Regions from separate parts of the Homo sapiens genome. Here regions 1, 2 and 4 are each linked to region 3. The links are chromatin loops, found by intact Hi-C in ENCODE. Cell type or tissue: gastrocnemius medialis. All regions are shown on one strand. Region 1 overlaps ABCC9 (ATP binding cassette subfamily C member 9). Region 2 overlaps ABCC9 (ATP binding cassette subfamily C member 9). Region 3 holds the start of ABCC9 (ATP binding cassette subfamily C member 9). Region 4 overlaps KCNJ8-AS1 (KCNJ8 antisense RNA 1).

Evidence for each region. Hi-C counts contacts between places; a loop is a spot of excess contacts. Peaks named below come from ENCODE experiments on the same cell type or tissue, not always from the same donor. Only the 100,000 strongest peaks of a DNase experiment are listed, where the experiment ranks them.
Region 1: a loop joins it to region 3, with 2.2 times the contacts of the local background. A loop is called at or near these places in 15 of 110 quality-filtered maps.
Region 2: it touches region 3 in a loop (2.0-fold over the local background); 13 of 110 quality-filtered maps call a loop at or near these places.
Region 4: a loop joins it to region 3, with 4 times the contacts of the local background. A loop is called at or near these places in 6 of 110 quality-filtered maps.

The regions. Positions count from the first base shown.
Region 1 is chr12:21,827,343-21,831,342 of GRCh38, reverse strand. ABCC9 (ATP binding cassette subfamily C member 9) reads left to right here. Exons shown (of 40, transcript NM_020297.4): 31 at 2,283-2,385. It overlaps KCNJ8-AS1 (KCNJ8 antisense RNA 1), which reads right to left. Exons shown (of 5, transcript XR_007063241.1): 3 at 3,919-4,000; 4 at 2,240-2,436; 5 at 2,082-2,120. Among named protein-coding and RNA genes, the nearest start is that of KCNJ8, 55 kb to the right of the region's middle. In gastrocnemius medialis, no CTCF peak of the experiment used is centred here; a DNase peak (open chromatin) is centred at 2,372; H3K27ac peaks cover 4,000 bases.
Region 2 is chr12:21,879,738-21,883,737 of GRCh38, reverse strand. ABCC9 (ATP binding cassette subfamily C member 9) reads left to right here. Exons shown (of 40, transcript NM_020297.4): 16 at 865-972. Among named protein-coding and RNA genes, the nearest start is that of ABCC9, 60 kb to the left of the region's middle. In gastrocnemius medialis, no CTCF peak of the experiment used is centred here; DNase peaks (open chromatin) are centred at 327 and 1,637; H3K27ac peaks cover 4,000 bases.
Region 3 is chr12:21,939,760-21,943,759 of GRCh38, reverse strand. It overlaps ABCC9 (ATP binding cassette subfamily C member 9), which reads left to right and starts at 2,334. Exons shown (of 40, transcript NM_020297.4): 1 at 2,334-2,560; 2 at 2,935-3,050. RefSeq lists an enhancer at 1,924-2,901. In gastrocnemius medialis, a CTCF peak has its summit at 1,611; DNase peaks (open chromatin) are centred at 1,559 and 2,469; H3K4me3 peaks cover 3,313 bases; H3K27ac peaks cover 3,561 bases.
Region 4 is chr12:21,695,686-21,699,685 of GRCh38, reverse strand. The region is part of intron 1 of KCNJ8-AS1 (KCNJ8 antisense RNA 1); the gene reads right to left. Among named protein-coding and RNA genes, the nearest start is that of KCNJ8-AS1, 35 kb to the right of the region's middle. In gastrocnemius medialis, a CTCF peak has its summit at 1,673 (motif pointing left); no DNase peak of the experiment used is centred here; H3K4me3 peaks cover 306 bases.

The DNA.
Region 1 (4,000 bases), 110 kb after region 3:
ACCAAACATGTACCTAGCAAGTACAAAAAAGAATGAGCCAAGGTGGATGGATCACCTGAGGTCAGGAGTTCAAGACCATCCTGGCCAACATGGTGAAACCCCATCTCTACTAAAAATACAAAAATTAGTTGGGCATGGTGGCACATACCTGTAGTCCCAGCTACTGGGGAGGCTGAAGCAGGAGAATCGCTTGACCCTGGGAGGCAGAGGTTGTAGTGAGCTGAGATCGCACCACTGCACTCCATCCTGGGCAACAGAGTGAGACTGTCTCAAAAAAAAAAAAAAAATGAGCCTTGCGTGTGTGTATATAGAGAGATGATAGATTGATGATAGATAGATAGATAGATAGATAGATAGATAGATAGATAATCTTTATGGTTCATGTTCATTGTTTCAGTAAATCCTATAACCCTTTGAACATCCCCCCTACCCTTCAGTTGTTCTCTATATTCATCCCTAAAAAGGTCAGCTGGAGGGTAAGCTTGGACTGCTTAGTCCCACAGCATGAGTGCTGCCATTCAGGCCAGGTCCTCCTGTGCATGGCAGCATGGCATTTGGGTCATGGATACTCAACTCAATGTGAGGTAACTATTTAGCTATGATTGCTGAGTTCTCTGATTATTGTAGATTAGAGCTTACTGTCCGACTGAATTATCTATCTTTTTTGACATATTGGAATGATCAGATTGATTGGATAGATATCAAGCGTCTGCTTTATATTGGCCTGTATGGATTACTTCAGTGGGCCAAATGAACACCCCTCCCAGGATATCTTCATTCTTTGACATATGATGATTTATTATACATTTTTACAATTTTACTTAAAAATTGGGGAGGTGAGTGGGGGAAGTGTTTTATCCAGAAGGAATCACTGCCATTTTGTCAGATGAAGTTTGCTTATTTCTTGCAAACATAACCCATAGATGGGAGGTCTCTATAAGACAAGCCGTGGCTGCAGAGAGTGAATAAATCACATTTTGATTTGGTATTTTCCCTACCTTCAAACCAGTTATTTTTATTATATTATCCAGCCTTCCAATGTTTCTGTTATTCAGGAAAAATAATTGAGAAATAAAAAGAGACTATTGTTGTGATTTAGAGAAGATTTTTTCTACCATGTAACATGAATTTCTTTGAGATATTGGCTCAGATGTTTAAATGGATAGGGCTTTTACTAACAGTTTTATTTATAAAATAGGTTACACAGAATTTGGTGTGATTTTATTGAGCACCAAGAATTAACTTAATTTGCTGAAGATCAATATCCAAACGATATATATCATAGAACCCTGAAAGTACACAGACCAAATTCCTTTTATGCAATGACCATCCTTACAAATATTTCAGAATTTGGGGGTGTAGAGCATTTGCCGTCATCTCTAGTGTCCCCATCCTCTACTTGTTGCCACCCCAGTTTTTTTCCTTTGGTTCCCAGAAATATTAGGCAAAAAGATAATTTTAAAAGTATATTTTTGCCAATTGCAAATGCATAGTTTTCTGTCTTCCCTGGTTCTGTGCCAGCACTTCCCACCCAACTCTAACTGTGTTGTTTGGAAAAGTAAAATAAATGCCACAAAATATCGGTACAGTTGCATTTCTACACAATTTATCCTGGATTTTGTAAGGCCCTTTTAATGTAGTAGGCTATGCTTTATTCTCATGGCTACAATAATTATGTGGAAATTTATGAACTGATCTTTAATACAATGTTGTTATTAGAAGGACTCTTTTTCCTAGTAAGGGTATAAGAAAGGAAATAAACACCTGACCACACCATCTCTACTAAGAATGCAAAGAGCAGTAGTAGCTGGTCTTTATTTTGAAGTAGAAGTCTATTTACTGGGCCGGGTGCGGTGGCACACGCCTGTAATCCCAGCACTTTGGGAGGCCAAGGTGGGCGGATCACAAGGTCAGGAGATCGAGACCATCCTGGCTAACACGGTGAAACCTCGTCTCTACTAAAAATACAAAAAATTAGCCGGGCATGGTGGCGGGTGCCTGTAGTCCCAGCTACTCAGGAGGCTGAGGCAGAAGAATGGTGTGAGCCCGGGAGGCGGAGCTTGCAGTGAGCCGAGATCGCGCCACTGCACTCCAGCCTGGGCAACAGAGCGAGACTCCATCTGAAAAAAAAAAAAAAAAAAAAAAAAAAAAGAAATCTATTTACTGATCATTCCATGCCATCAGTTTGTCACTGTGTTGAGTAAATAGTGTAGTAATAAGTGTGACTGTTTCTTATTACCTCTCCTGTTGTGTGGTTAACATCGTGTTTTTGTTTTCTGCAGGCATGAAACCAGATTTAAACAACGTATGCTGGAACTGACGGATACAAACAACATTGCCTACTTATTTCTCTCAGCTGCCAACAGATGGCTGGAGGTCAGGACGGTACGTTCATTTCATGATTTCGAAATGGAAACCAAATAGAGAAGACGCCTGCTGCAAAGAGGCAGACAGTTGTAAAAATTAGTATTCCACTGAGATTCGGCACTAGCTTCACATTTTCTGGACTTTAAAATAGCTCAGGTTTGTTTATGTTACAGATGAAGTTTGTCATAATGTTTTAGCTAATGACAAGACAAATAGCCCAAAAAGCAAAAATTCATTTTGTGTTCATTAGTTTCTAGATCACATAAGTTAATGGAATGGCAAATATTTGTATAACTTCAAATTTTTTTTTCCAAAAGAGCACATTTGGCAAGTGAACAGATGTACTCATTTCCTTCACTGAGTTGGTCCTGCCTGGAAGGATGGCAACTTTCTACGTTTTAAGCCAGTGGAGGGTCATGTTAGTGCAAAATGTAGAAAACTACAGTTAATCATCTGTTGCCTTCTGTCTTGCATAATGTAGAAGAACAAGCACAAGCTTTGGCATCACACAGACTTGGTCTAGCAAGTTAATTTTAGTCCCAGTTCCTCATCTGTAAAATAAGAATGTGTACCTTGTACCTTGTATGGGCATTGGATTAAAAGTAACATAAATCCCCTACTACACTGATTGGCAAATGCATTCAAGAAATGTCTTTCGAATGCATGCATGAATGAATAATGAATTGTACCTGCCCTGGTAGGGGGTTCATAAGCCAATGAGCTGGAGTATCAAGTAGGAGAGATGAGAAAGACATTCCAGAAGGCAAGGAATATAGTTTGTAGTCTGTGCGATCCGGAACATGGATAAGCTACTTTGATGGTAATGTTGAGTTGAGTGTAATTTTTTAAATAGGTATTTGCCGGTTTTGAAAAGAAAAAGCATGTTTATCTCTACTATTGAGAGAATCTTATTTCCACTAATTGCGTTTCACTAACATATAGGCTTTCTTTCAAAACACAACAGAAAAGAGAAGGAAGATGGTAAAGGGAATTTAATAGGGTAGAAATGAAGGAGCCCAAATTAAAATCTGAGTAGTTGATTGATGGATACAGATTAAACAAGAATCTTGGACATCCTTGTGAGCTTTTATTATCATGATTTCTCACTGGTTTACAGAGATTCTCCTCAACTATATTAGTCATTATGTAGAAATTATTCAACAGCACAGCATAGTTATTTTTCACAAAGTTTTGACAGAAGTACTGGTTGCTGATAAATTCCCTCCAGGTAGCTGTGACAGTTGGAAGAAGGCAGGACAGAGTTTCTTGGGAATTACGTATAGATAAATAAAGGCAAGTGAAGTGTTACTTAGGATTTATCACAAAACCAAAACATTATTCCCAAACCCTATACAAACCATAATTCCATAATTCCTTGCTTTAATTCCTTGTTTTGATATGTGAGTGTGTGTGTGTGTGTGTGTGTGTGTGTGTGTGTGTGTGTGTGTTGTTCTATAAGGGAAAAAATCATATATGAATAATATAATTACTGATGAAATAGCTTACTGAAAGAATGTCCCGAAATCATAAGGGAGAAATGTTAGCAGTTACCTTTGTATCTGGTTTTCCTGAACTTGAAGATCAAGTATGTCTTTTAGGGGCAAGCATATTTGCCTTGGACTTGAGGTGAGAG
Region 2 (4,000 bases), 60 kb after region 3:
GACAAAAAAAAATCTAGATCTTTATGCTTTTGTCAATCCATAGCAGAAGCTGGGTGCCGTGTAGCTCAATCTGATTTATGTGAGTGTATCAGATTAAAAATCCTCATGATTCAGAGAATTATCAATAATGTACGGGTGGAATGTTTACAAGCCTGATAACTGTATTAGTCTATTCTCACACTGCTAATAAAGACATACCTGAGACTGGGTAATTTATAAAGGAAAGAGGTTTAATGGACTCACAGTTCCACATGGCTGGGGAGGCCTCACAAACATGGTGGAAGGCAAAGGAGAAGCAAAGGCACATCTTACATGGTGGCAGGCATGAGAGCATGTGCAGGGGAACTCCCCTATGTAAAACCATCAGATCTCCTGAGACTTAGTCACTATCACGAGAACAACACGGGAAAAGATCCCCACACCCATGATTCAATTACCTCCCACTAGGTCCCTCCCGCAACAGCCAAACCATATCATAGCCTAACAGATGGATTCTAGTTTGACCTGAGTTAATCTGATCACCTTTTAACACCATGCAGTTGTTTTTATTGCCTGGGCATAATCCATCCATATCATCAGAGAAAGATTATCCAAAACTTAGTTTGGGACTCTGTACTTTAACTTCCATCATTTGCAAGTATCCTATTTTCATATTTTTCATTTTTTCTCAAGAGGCATGTGAATGAGGTTTAACTATAGCTTAAGAATTTTTCATTTTTTTTTATGAAGGAGTCACTGAAATAATTAAAATATAACATCCACTTCTTTTTCTTGGAACTTAGGTAGCAATGTGAGTAAGTGTTCAGTAAAACTTCATTTTTTTAATAAAGCCTCAACTTGTGTTCTTTTCCATTTGGAATGCAGCAGCCAAAAACTATAAACAGGAAACAGCCTGGAAGATATCACCTGGACAGCTATGAGCAATCAACACGGCGTCTACGTCCCGCAGAAACAGAGGACATTGCAATAAAGGTTATTTTTATTTCCTGGATTCTTACATGAATAGAAACATTTATGTTACTATTTTATGGTGAAGTTCTGTGAAAGTGTCCCAAATTGTGCCTTTAAATTGTTTTTACAGTTGTCATTAACCCTAATAACATTTAAAAAAAAATTCTGAGTTTTAATTGTCAGTTCTTCCTCATCTCCCAACCACAATTTTTGCTCCAGCAGCACATTTCAATAACCAGAGAATGTGACTTTCTTCTGAATCTGCTTTAGAAGCTAGTGTCACATGTATTTTTTCTGGTATTCCTATGTTTATCAACCAAATAAATTGATTAATGAGAATACCAATATTATAAGTTCAAATTTCAGGAATATAAATTAAATAGTCATTGTTTTCAATCAGGGGAGACTCAGACTAGTGTATGCATTCACCAGTTTCCCGGTACTGCCCTTGATCTCATTTCAAACTTGGCTATTTGGACTCTCCCCAGGCATTGTGCTTAAGTTAAGGCAGAACAGGCAACCGAGAGTTGGGGATAAAAGGGAGTAATCAGTGTTGTGCAGGAATTGGAAGAGCTGCCGGCAGCAGTCAAAGGCCTCCATCCATGGGAGCTGCCAGAGTCCTGGAAACTTAGCAAACTGGCTGCATTGGCTACTGGAGGATATCCAATTCTCCTGCACAGCCTAGGCCAGTCACAGAGACGGGGAGGCTCAGTATGGGGTTTATAGTAGAGCCAAGAGCTATGTTTAGGTCTCTCTCTCCTTGACACCTGACACAATACCTTACCACAATAGCCACTTCATAATCAGAACAAACATGTGATTGAGTGGAACAAGCTAGTGCTAGCCCTCCCTTTTCCACTAATTTGATGCATGATATTTGGGCAAATTACTATGCCTCATTGAGCCATGGTTTGCCCATCTTGAGGTGGACATGCCATTTTAGTGTGGTTGTTTTGGGGTTAAAAGGATATGTCACATATGAATTTTAAAGAGAGCTCTAGTGATTCTTGACTTTGGCTATGCATTAGAATCACTTACAAAGCTTTAAAAAATGTGTGTGTGTGTGTGTGTGTGTGTGTTGTTCCCTAGGCGATTATAATGTTCAGGCAGTGTGTGAACTAGGGGCTATGAAAAGATAAGGAATGAGAGATTGGAAATGGTCCTCTATGCTGTTGTTTCCCCACTATGCCCAGATAACAACTAATGTATTGGTGAATAAAAAACAGGGCCAGTTTTTAATTGACATTTTCTGTTCACTATAGTAGGAATCTAAAAATATGTCTTTTCCATGTGTTTCATTAATTTTCTTTTTGAAAGAAAAGAGAGACTATTATGAATTTTTTTTCCAAAATTGACCATTCATGCATTAAGAAAAATAGCTGCTTATCAATGGCTTTGACTTTGCTGTGCTTCTGAATGGCCTCCGCAGTTTCAGGCTCACTTTCAAGCCCAAATTAATTTTTTATTTACGGTGAAAGCTCACAAATTGGTAATAATATATTTTTGAAATATTTTTATTGTGAAATACAACATACTGCAGAGAAGTACATATTTATATCAGCAGCTCCCTCAGAAAATGCTCCAACACATATATCTGCTGTCTTCTTATATTTTTCCCTGAGATATAATTGCCACCCTGTGGCAATTATAGTCATCATTTCCTTGATTATTCTTGCTATGCTTGCTTCCCTAAGAACATATTTTTAGTTTCTTAAAAGTTTAAATATGTGTATATGTGTGTGTGTGTGTTGCTTCTTTTGCTCAACACTATGTATGTGTAATTCACCTATATTTTATAAATGTAATCCATTCACTCTCATTGCTGTTCTATTGTACAAATTGTTCCATTCTATAAATATACCAGAATTTAATTATCTGTTCTACTTTTGATGGTCTGTTGGGTATTTTTCAGTTTGGGGCTATTGTGAACAGTTGCTGAGTTGTACGGTATGTGCATCCTCAACCTTCCTAGATAATGGCAAACTGCTTTCCAAAGTGATGGTGCCAATTTACAATTTCACCAGAAGTGACTGAGAGTTCCTGTTGCTCTACATCTTCACCAAAAAAATGCTTCTCATTTTTTTGCCACGTGTTGTGTGCTGGGAGAGGTGTAACTGTATCTTGCTGTGGTTTTTATTTGCATTTTTCTGATTACAAATAAGGTCAAGCAACTTTCGATATAAGATATATTTATGAAAATGGCCACTGGGGTTTGAGTTTGGATTTCTCTTTTGTGAATTACCAGGTTGTTTGTCCTTCTCCTCTTTAAAAATTTTTGGTACTACTTTGACAGTCACATATGTTGCAAAATTCTTCTCCCACTCTGTGTAACTTGGCTTTCCACTCTATGATATCTTTCATTGAACAGAAGTTCTTAATTTTAATATAGTCTAGGATACAACTTTTCCTTTATGGTTAATGCTTTGGTTTTTCATCTTATTTAAGAAAACTTTTCCTACCCAGAGGCCATGAAGACGTTCCATATTAGCTCCTAAAAGCTTTGAAGCTACACTTTTTAACTTTAGTCCTTTAATACACATAAGATCAATTTTTGTGTTTAGTATGAAGTAGGGATGTGATTTAGTAGGTAAATCAGGGATGAATAATTTATTAGTAAATCATAAATGTAGCAGTAGTACATTTAGTAGTAGTCATTTTCCCAAATTTAGTAGTAAATCAGTAAGGTCTGATTTAATGTTTTCAAGTGTGATATCTAGTTGCCTAGCCCCATGTATTATTGATCACTGTCCCCACTGATCTTCAGTGTGATATCAGTTACACATCAAGGATCTATATGTGTGTGAATCAACTGATAGCCTTCATTTATTTTTCTCAGATTTATGTGTGTTCAGTACTCCGCTGTAATGATTACTATAGCTTTCTAACGAACATTGACACCTTTTAGAACAAGTCTTTATAACTGGATTTTTTTTCCTTCTTAGCTATACTTGGACCCTTGGGGGAAAGAGGCTTAGGTGTTCTGGGGCTCACACCTTTGAATTTGTATTTTTTCCTTATATTTTGGACTTGGAATTTCCTAACTGCTTCT
Region 3 (4,000 bases):
GAAGTGCAATAGACCCTAGAGATCTGACTCATCACTAGCTTCTATGTCTAGCACATAGTGTGTGCTCTAATAAATCTTTACAGAACACATGAAAACTTTTTTCTTACTTTTTTGAAAGGCAGCAGCACTATCATTTTTTAACAATATGACAAATTGGGAAAAATGTGTCATATATGAAGCAGGATTAGTATCCTCTTATTAAACATTTGATTAGTATACTCTTATGAAACATTTATACAAATGGTAAACTTCATTAAGACCCATGAGGTACACAAGTATGTGAACAAACTGCCACAAAAGAGGGGATACAAAGATTAATCAATAGTGGGGAAATGTTGAATGTGAATAACAGAATTGAATATTATCTGTCAAGTTAAAATATTTTTTTAAAATAAAAAATAGCAATATCCAATGCTGGTTTGAGTATAAGTGTAATAGCTCATCTCATACAATTTGGGGGACTTAATACGAACTTCATAGAAGGGTGATTTTGCATTCTATGTTGACAGCCTTAAAAATATCTACCACTTTTGATCCCGTAATTATTTTTCACATAATTTATCTTAAAACATTACTTGTTAGAAAGAAAAAAAGTTTATGAAAAAAGGTCATCATATGATCACAGATATTAGTAAAATTGGGCAAATACATGTCAAACAACGGGAAAATGAATCTTATGGTATAGCCTTTCAATGGAATAGTATATAGCCATTTAAATTATTTTAAAAATTATTCTATATTTATTTAAATTATTTATCTTTATTGTCCCATTAAACAGAGGAGGAAGCTGATACACAGAGGGTTTATGTGACTTGTTCAGTCTCTGAACTAACTAGCAGGATGTGATATCGAGCAGGCTGCCTTCCTAGTCCACACTCTTAATCAATGCACCATACCGCCTGTGTTTGTTAAAACATAAAAAAAAATGTTTTCAGTAGTTTTATGGGTGTGTGTGCACAGGTGCATCTACGGGGGGCTCCTTGATCTCCTCTGTACACTTTCACATCTTCCAAAGTTTCTACAATAAGCATGATTTTTAAACATTGTAAATGACCTTAATGAATTGTAATATTCTTTTATAATCCTCAAGTAAACTTCATTTTGTGTAGTCACACTCAAGAGTTTTCATCTTGGGATTATTGGCACCCCCTATTTCCAGTTCTCTCTCCATAGATGCCCTGGAGAGCCTCTGGCCTCGCGTCCAGCTTGCTCACCCGGCCACCCTGGGCTGCATCCATAGTACCAGGATCCTCACTGTTGAAACGCTCTCTTATTTCCCTGCGCCGCTGCAGACAGCTCCAGGGTAAAGTTGTCAAGCGTTCAAAGGCCACAGGAACGGAGTCTTCGGACCCTCCCAGGTTTCGGCCCCATATGGCCTCGCAGATTCCTAGCGGCCGCGGGTTCAAGTCCCAGCCGCTGACGCAGGTCAGGCACTCACCCGGAAGCGCAGCGACCTTCCCAAGAGTGGGGCGCCGGCGGAGAAATCCCCTGGGACTGGCAGGGCTGGAGTCGGCCTGCATCGCACAGGCCACGAGGCCACCGGTGTTTAGGGTTCAGATCTGGGGACCAGCGCCAGCAGACCGCAGTCCTGCAGCGGCGCCCCTTGAGGACGGCATGCGGAGCCTCAGGGGCAGAAGTCCGCCCGGCTGACCATCCTTTATTAAAATACGACAGTTCCTGAAAACAATGCTTATCTCAAGCTGACTCAAAACTGGCTCTTGAGAAAATCCGGTGTTAATTAAAGAGGGTTGTCGGGGACAAAATTCACGGCTTGTGTTTCGCGGGGGAGTGGTTGTGGGGTGATCTTAATATAAACACGTTATCTCGAGAGTTAATTATGTCTCTGGTTGGAAACAGGAGAAGAGGGTGACTGTTTACGCAGTCCATGGGAATCAGCGTCTCACTTTAGGGGACGGTGGGCAAGGGTCGCCCTTCGATAGCGCGGCGGCTGGTCCACCAGAGAAACCAAGTTTTCTAGGTCGCCGGGGAAAAGCGGAAAATTAGACTTGAGCCAGCCTTGCTCCTGTGAGACATTCGTGCACTCATAACCCAGCAGTGGGTGCCTCTACCTAGAATGAGCCCTTCATTTCCCGGATCCGTTCAGGGGGAAACAGCGAAATCCCCAAATCCGCTTCCTTACGTGGCTAATAAAGGGGTGCTTACAGAGCATGGAAAAACAAAACAAAGAAACAAGAATACCTTGAGTGTTTTGACGTTTGAAAACCCGACTCCGGAGAATCATGGAATCATATTCCAAGTTTCAGTGTCTAATGAAGTTTAAGGGGACGCCTATTACTTGGGTTTGTAAAATCGCGGCGTCGCGCCCGCCCCAAGTCAAAGCTGAGCAGAGCAGGGATGGGGAAGGTCTCCGGCCCCAGGCGCGGCGCGCGGGGCTTCTGCCCAGTTTCCTGCTTCTCAGCCGCGGTGTCTGCCCCGGCCCAGAGCAGTCTGTGCAATTTAGAAACTCGATAGGAGGCAGCAGCTGGTCTCCCACCACCCTAAAAATAATCCGTTCCGGCGCACTGCGTGCTTCGCCTAGGGGAGGAAAACTGTCATCGGAGTAAGTGAATCCGTGTCTTTTACATGAATGCCATTTAAACATTTTTAGGAATAACTGTAAGTTGTCGATTTTGAGCTAACATTTCTGCTATCCAAAAACGCCCTCGCACTCTCTCGCACTTCTCGGCACTTAGCTTTCGCGATCGCTATTTCTAGAATTAAGGGACGAGGCCCGGCTCGAGAAGTGAAGGGGTGGGGATCAGGTTTCCAGTTTTACTTCAAAACTGCCGTCTCCTACTCAAATCAACTGGAAACAGTGAAAGGAGTTATTATTATTAGGAGTTATTATTACCGCCTTTCTTGTAGACAATTCTTGTATGTTCAAGAAGTAGTTTTCTATCTGCTTAATTTTTGTTACTCTTTACTTTTTTTTAGGAGTTCTGCGTCCGGGTTTGAAATTTACATCTTAAGACAGTGTAGGAAGTCGGTGTTTTGAAGGTAGCTCAAGTGCACCGGCAGGGGTTTGAAGCAGCGTGAAGCTATTGCCCAAGGTATTTATTTTTTGCTTTATTTGTTCAGTTTGGGATTTTTTTTAAAATCCCATTGCAGTATCTAAGGAATACCTACTGAGTAATTTCAACATTTCTTTTGGTGTGGGATGGTACTTCACAGCCACTGAAGAGTAAATGGGTGGATTCAGATCAGGCACTAAGTCAGAAGTCAGTGGTCATTTTTGCCAGTGATTTTCCCACTTGGATCTGTCATAGTTATAGCCATGGTAGCTAGCTAACTAGCTATACATCTTCTAGTTTTTATTTCATGAACTAGGGACTGAATAACTTCAAAGAAGTGATTACAGCATTTGTTTTTGCAAGTGACATCCATCCTGAAAATGCTCTAGATGATGATAAAGCCCTAAGTTCTTTAAAATGTCCTGCTTCTCTTTCATAACAGAATTTGGTTAATCTCTAAACGATTAAAGAATGAATCCTTTTATATGTAAGAATGAAAACTTTTATTTAAATTTAGCATGTTTTCTCCAGGTGTTTCCAGCATTTTAAACTCTCTGCAATTGCTATTCGATCAGAACTAACGCTTTCTGCTAAGTGAACAGGAAGGAAGACAAGTTTTCACTTGCTTTACTTGTAGTCTATTTCCAAAGGACAGGGCTGGCCACAATAAATGGTGTACCTTATATGCCTCAGCACTTAAATGTGTTTTTAGAATTAAATCAGATAACTACTGCTCGTGTCTTGCAGAGGAACCAACAGACTGGATAGGTCAGGTATTATATTCACCAACTAAATCCAAAATGTATATGTTCTAGATGTGTGGAATTTCATGTAATGCATTTCGAGGAATAAAAACACTGAGGGTGCGATTCTTGCCATGAAATCGTAAGTTAGATAATTAGGAGTATTTCTATTTTATGTTTTCTGCTCCATAGACATACGTTAGAAGCAAAATTTCACTTTGATCTTTGTTTTTAAAGTTTATTCAG
Region 4 (4,000 bases), 240 kb after region 3:
GAAATATATATCAGAGTTGGAAGCTCTTTAGTGGAGATGGATCTTAGAGGCCCCTTTAAGACATAGGCTTTTAGAAACCTTCTATATTAAAGCATGCTCTTACATCCTTCCAATCCTATAACAGAATAAACGTTTCAAAGCACCGACCTGTTAATTACCTTATTTAATCTTCACTATGTTGCATTCATTTGTAATGTTGTTTCTTATTCAATTAAGTAAAGAAGCTTAACTTCTAGATGCATATTATGTGTTTTAAAAGGCTGCAAAAAGCATAAGAATAAAAAATTATTTTCCCCATTAGCTTATCATCAGGAAAATTCCAGACCAAAGAAAGGCATGGAAGTGGATGGTTATGGAGTAAACTTCTGGAAGAAACAAATGTGGAAGACACAGCTTTTCCTCTTTGTAACTTAAGCCAGAATCAACCTACTTTTATCCAGGGGGTAAACTGAGAGAGAAAGAAAACTCTCTATTGACTATTGCGTGCATGCCAAAAGATCATAGACTTTATCTCAATGAACCCCATATAGGCGTTATTATCCCCATTTTATAGATCATGATAAAAACATGCCCACAGCCATATGTGTGGTCTTTGAAAGTACACCATCAAACCCAGACCTATTGATTATAATTATAAGGCCTCTTTTCCTTTCCATGGTATCTCACTGACAAAACCTGTGTTGCCTGGTCTGTGACCACGTCTTGGTTAACTGAAGGAGAACAGAAAATTGTCCTTTTCAGCTGAAACTAAAACCAGATCAACTGACGACTCCAAGATGTTAAAAAATGGTCCAGATAATCCTGACTAAAAATACAATGGACAAACAACTTTATCAATTTCAGACTATTTTTCCCGGTCTCTTGAATTTTGCATGTGAATGTTTCATTTAAAAACAGCCTCATCAAGCAAAGTTTAAAGAAGTGTGTCCAAAAAAATTATAGGTTTTTCCCCCAATCTTTAGAAGATTTTCATTGCTATTGCTACGAAATACAAAAAGTTAAACAAAAAATTTTGTTTTCCAAGCTGAAACATGTATTTGTAAATCCAGGATAGTTAAACAAGAAAACTATTCTTGCAGAAAATATCTGAAAAATGAAATAAGCAATATTAAGACAAACTGAGTAAGGAAGTGGTGATTAAGTGGAGTAAAGACCGAGGTCATGTACATCTGTGCTGTGTAAGGGCCCACTTCATTTTTTGATAACTTCACTTTTTCACCCTTAACAGGGTTAACCCTAGAATGTGACAAGGGTAGCCTATGACAGGCGACATTTTGAAGTCACATTTATACAACCTCTACCCCAAACCCAAAGACCTCTCTCTCTCTGACACAAACACACACGGAAATTTATATACTTTTAATATACACAACCCAAGGTAGTCTTTTACAATTTACCAGAGTCATTTATTACTTAGTGGCATTCCAGCTCTCACACAAAATCACGATATTTCCTGTGCTTCCCTCCATGCACGTTTTGTTCACTTCTTTGCACAAGGGAACTGTGACTCTAGCATGCTGACTTGTCGTAGAAAATAAAGTGGGAATTTTTGGCCATCACTTTTAATTTAGAGCTACTGGTTCATTTCTAGAATAACATTAAACAAGAGAACGATTAAAAAAAAAAAAAAAAGAGAAAGAAATGAATGAATAGGTTATCACTGCCATCTGGTGGTGAAAATGCAAGAAAACAGGATATACATTCTGATAGCTCAAAATAGAATTAGTTTGGGAAAAGCATTGTTTTATAAAATGTCAAAAAATGTTCAGAAGTTTAATTAAGAAATGATTATCAAATGTTTGTGTTACTGATATGACTCAGAGTAGTCGCAATACGGAATATATGATCTCTTCTGATTCACATTTTTTTTTTCTCAATTTCCAGGAACATAGAGGTGTTCCTACTTTTCAGGCCCAAGAACCATAGAAAAAGTTAAATGATCATTGCATCCGTTTCACCTCCCCATGGCACTCCTCCTTCACAGTTGTTATTTCAAGAGAACTAAGTATTTACAATCATGCTATGTGGTGGGCACAGCATACAAAACGGACATCTCATCACCTGCTTGCCTCTATCAGGCTCTGAAGGTGTCTTTCCTAGGAAGTTGTCAACATAATTAAATCAGACAAACTTCAAGATACCATTGCTTTTGACAGTGTGGAGTTTCAACATGACAGACTTTGACTCTGCAGGGGGATTCCACAGCAGCTCCCATCATATCTAAGCTTCTATTACACCCAAGCTTCTATCACACACTAAGCAATGTGATCTCACATTACACAGCATACTAAACTCTCTATATAGGAAATCAAACTTTCTTACGTTGCACACACACACACACCATTTGTTTGTTTCTGCTTTCAAGTCTTTATGCTTTCTTTTATTTTCACTTGTATTGCCTATCATATTATCCTCTTCAACTACCCAGGTCCTTGCCAAACGTAAAAATTCACTGACTTGAAAATGCCTCAAAGGTTATCTATATATTACTTTTTAGGGTTTGCTTTCTATATGTCAGACACTGTTTCAATCATTTTATGCACATATTAGTATTTCCAAATTCTCAAAAAAACTTTGGAGAATTATTATTCCTATTTAAGCGTGGAGAAAACTTGGCTCAGAGCAATGAATAACTCATCTAAGTCTGCACTGGGAGTGAGTGGAGAAACCAAGTTTTGAAGCAAGGTCAGTCTAATTTAAAGGTTAAACTCATTCCTTCCTTGCTCATCATTCTAACAGGGCTTTAGTACACACACATATATGATGTAAGAACAATACATATATGTTCTTACATCCCTTTCCTGTGCAATATGATCCATTCCTCTCAAGAAAGTATGAATGACATTTCCTTTAGCAACTCCAGAGAACCCTCATTAGCTAATGAAGTGGTCTCTTGGTTAACAGTGTGGATTTCAAAATCAGAAAGCATTCTACCACTAGCAACTTTACAGTATTGCAAAAGTACTAGGCTTCAGATCTTCAGTTTTGCCCCTTTGAAATACTAATAAACCTTTTTGAAAATTAGGTGAGATAATCCATGAAAAGAGCTTAACTAGCATCATGCCTGTGACATGTTAAGCACTCAATAAAAGTTGGCGTTTATTATTTCAGTCTCTTTTATATACTGGATATTCAATGCAGATTGATGATTAACTGTTTTCAGCGATATGAAAAGGCCTTTATGAAAGGAAAAGAGCTCTTCAGAATATTGGATGACTCTGAATGGTGACTCTAGAATAACAGGGCAAGACTCTATATGGGCTGTAGAATCAATCATATGAGAGATCTGGGTAGAACATCTTCACATATTGGAAAATGTAGGGGACACCACGCTCCTGGGGTTTCTAGGCTGGCAGTGAACACATGGAAAATTCTAAATGTGAAAATGACAGCTTTGTCAGTTTGCTCCTCGAGGCCTGCCAAAGACTGCCACAGTCCCTGTCCATCTCTAGTAAATCACAGTAACTAATTCAGCTCCTACACCAAATTTGGCTTCTTCTATGACTTTTCCTAACATAAAAACACACAAAAAAGAATAGCAGCACAAAAACCACATAAGTCCCAGAAATCATTTCCAGATGAAATTTTATATGTTCTGCTTTCTAGTTTTGGCAAGTCATTGAAAAGTAAAATAGCAACCACTGTGAGAGAATTCTTATATTTCTGGAAAATGATGTTCCAATGTTATTTTTAAGGAAAGGAATGTTTATCCTTCGTTCCGAGGAATGATAAAAATGTTCCCAAATTACCCTTTAAAAAGGCAGTGATTTTACAAAATATATATATATACACACACACACACATTAATTCCTCACTTTATATCTTAAATAGGTTCTTTGAACCTATTGCTTGTTAAACAAAAGTTTAAACAAAACGACATATAACAAAACCAATTTTACCACCAGCTACTTGATATAAATAAGATTCAGTTCCTACAACAAATTTCTGGTCACAAAAACATCACCAGACTTCTAAATAAAGAGCCAAAGCACTTCTAATA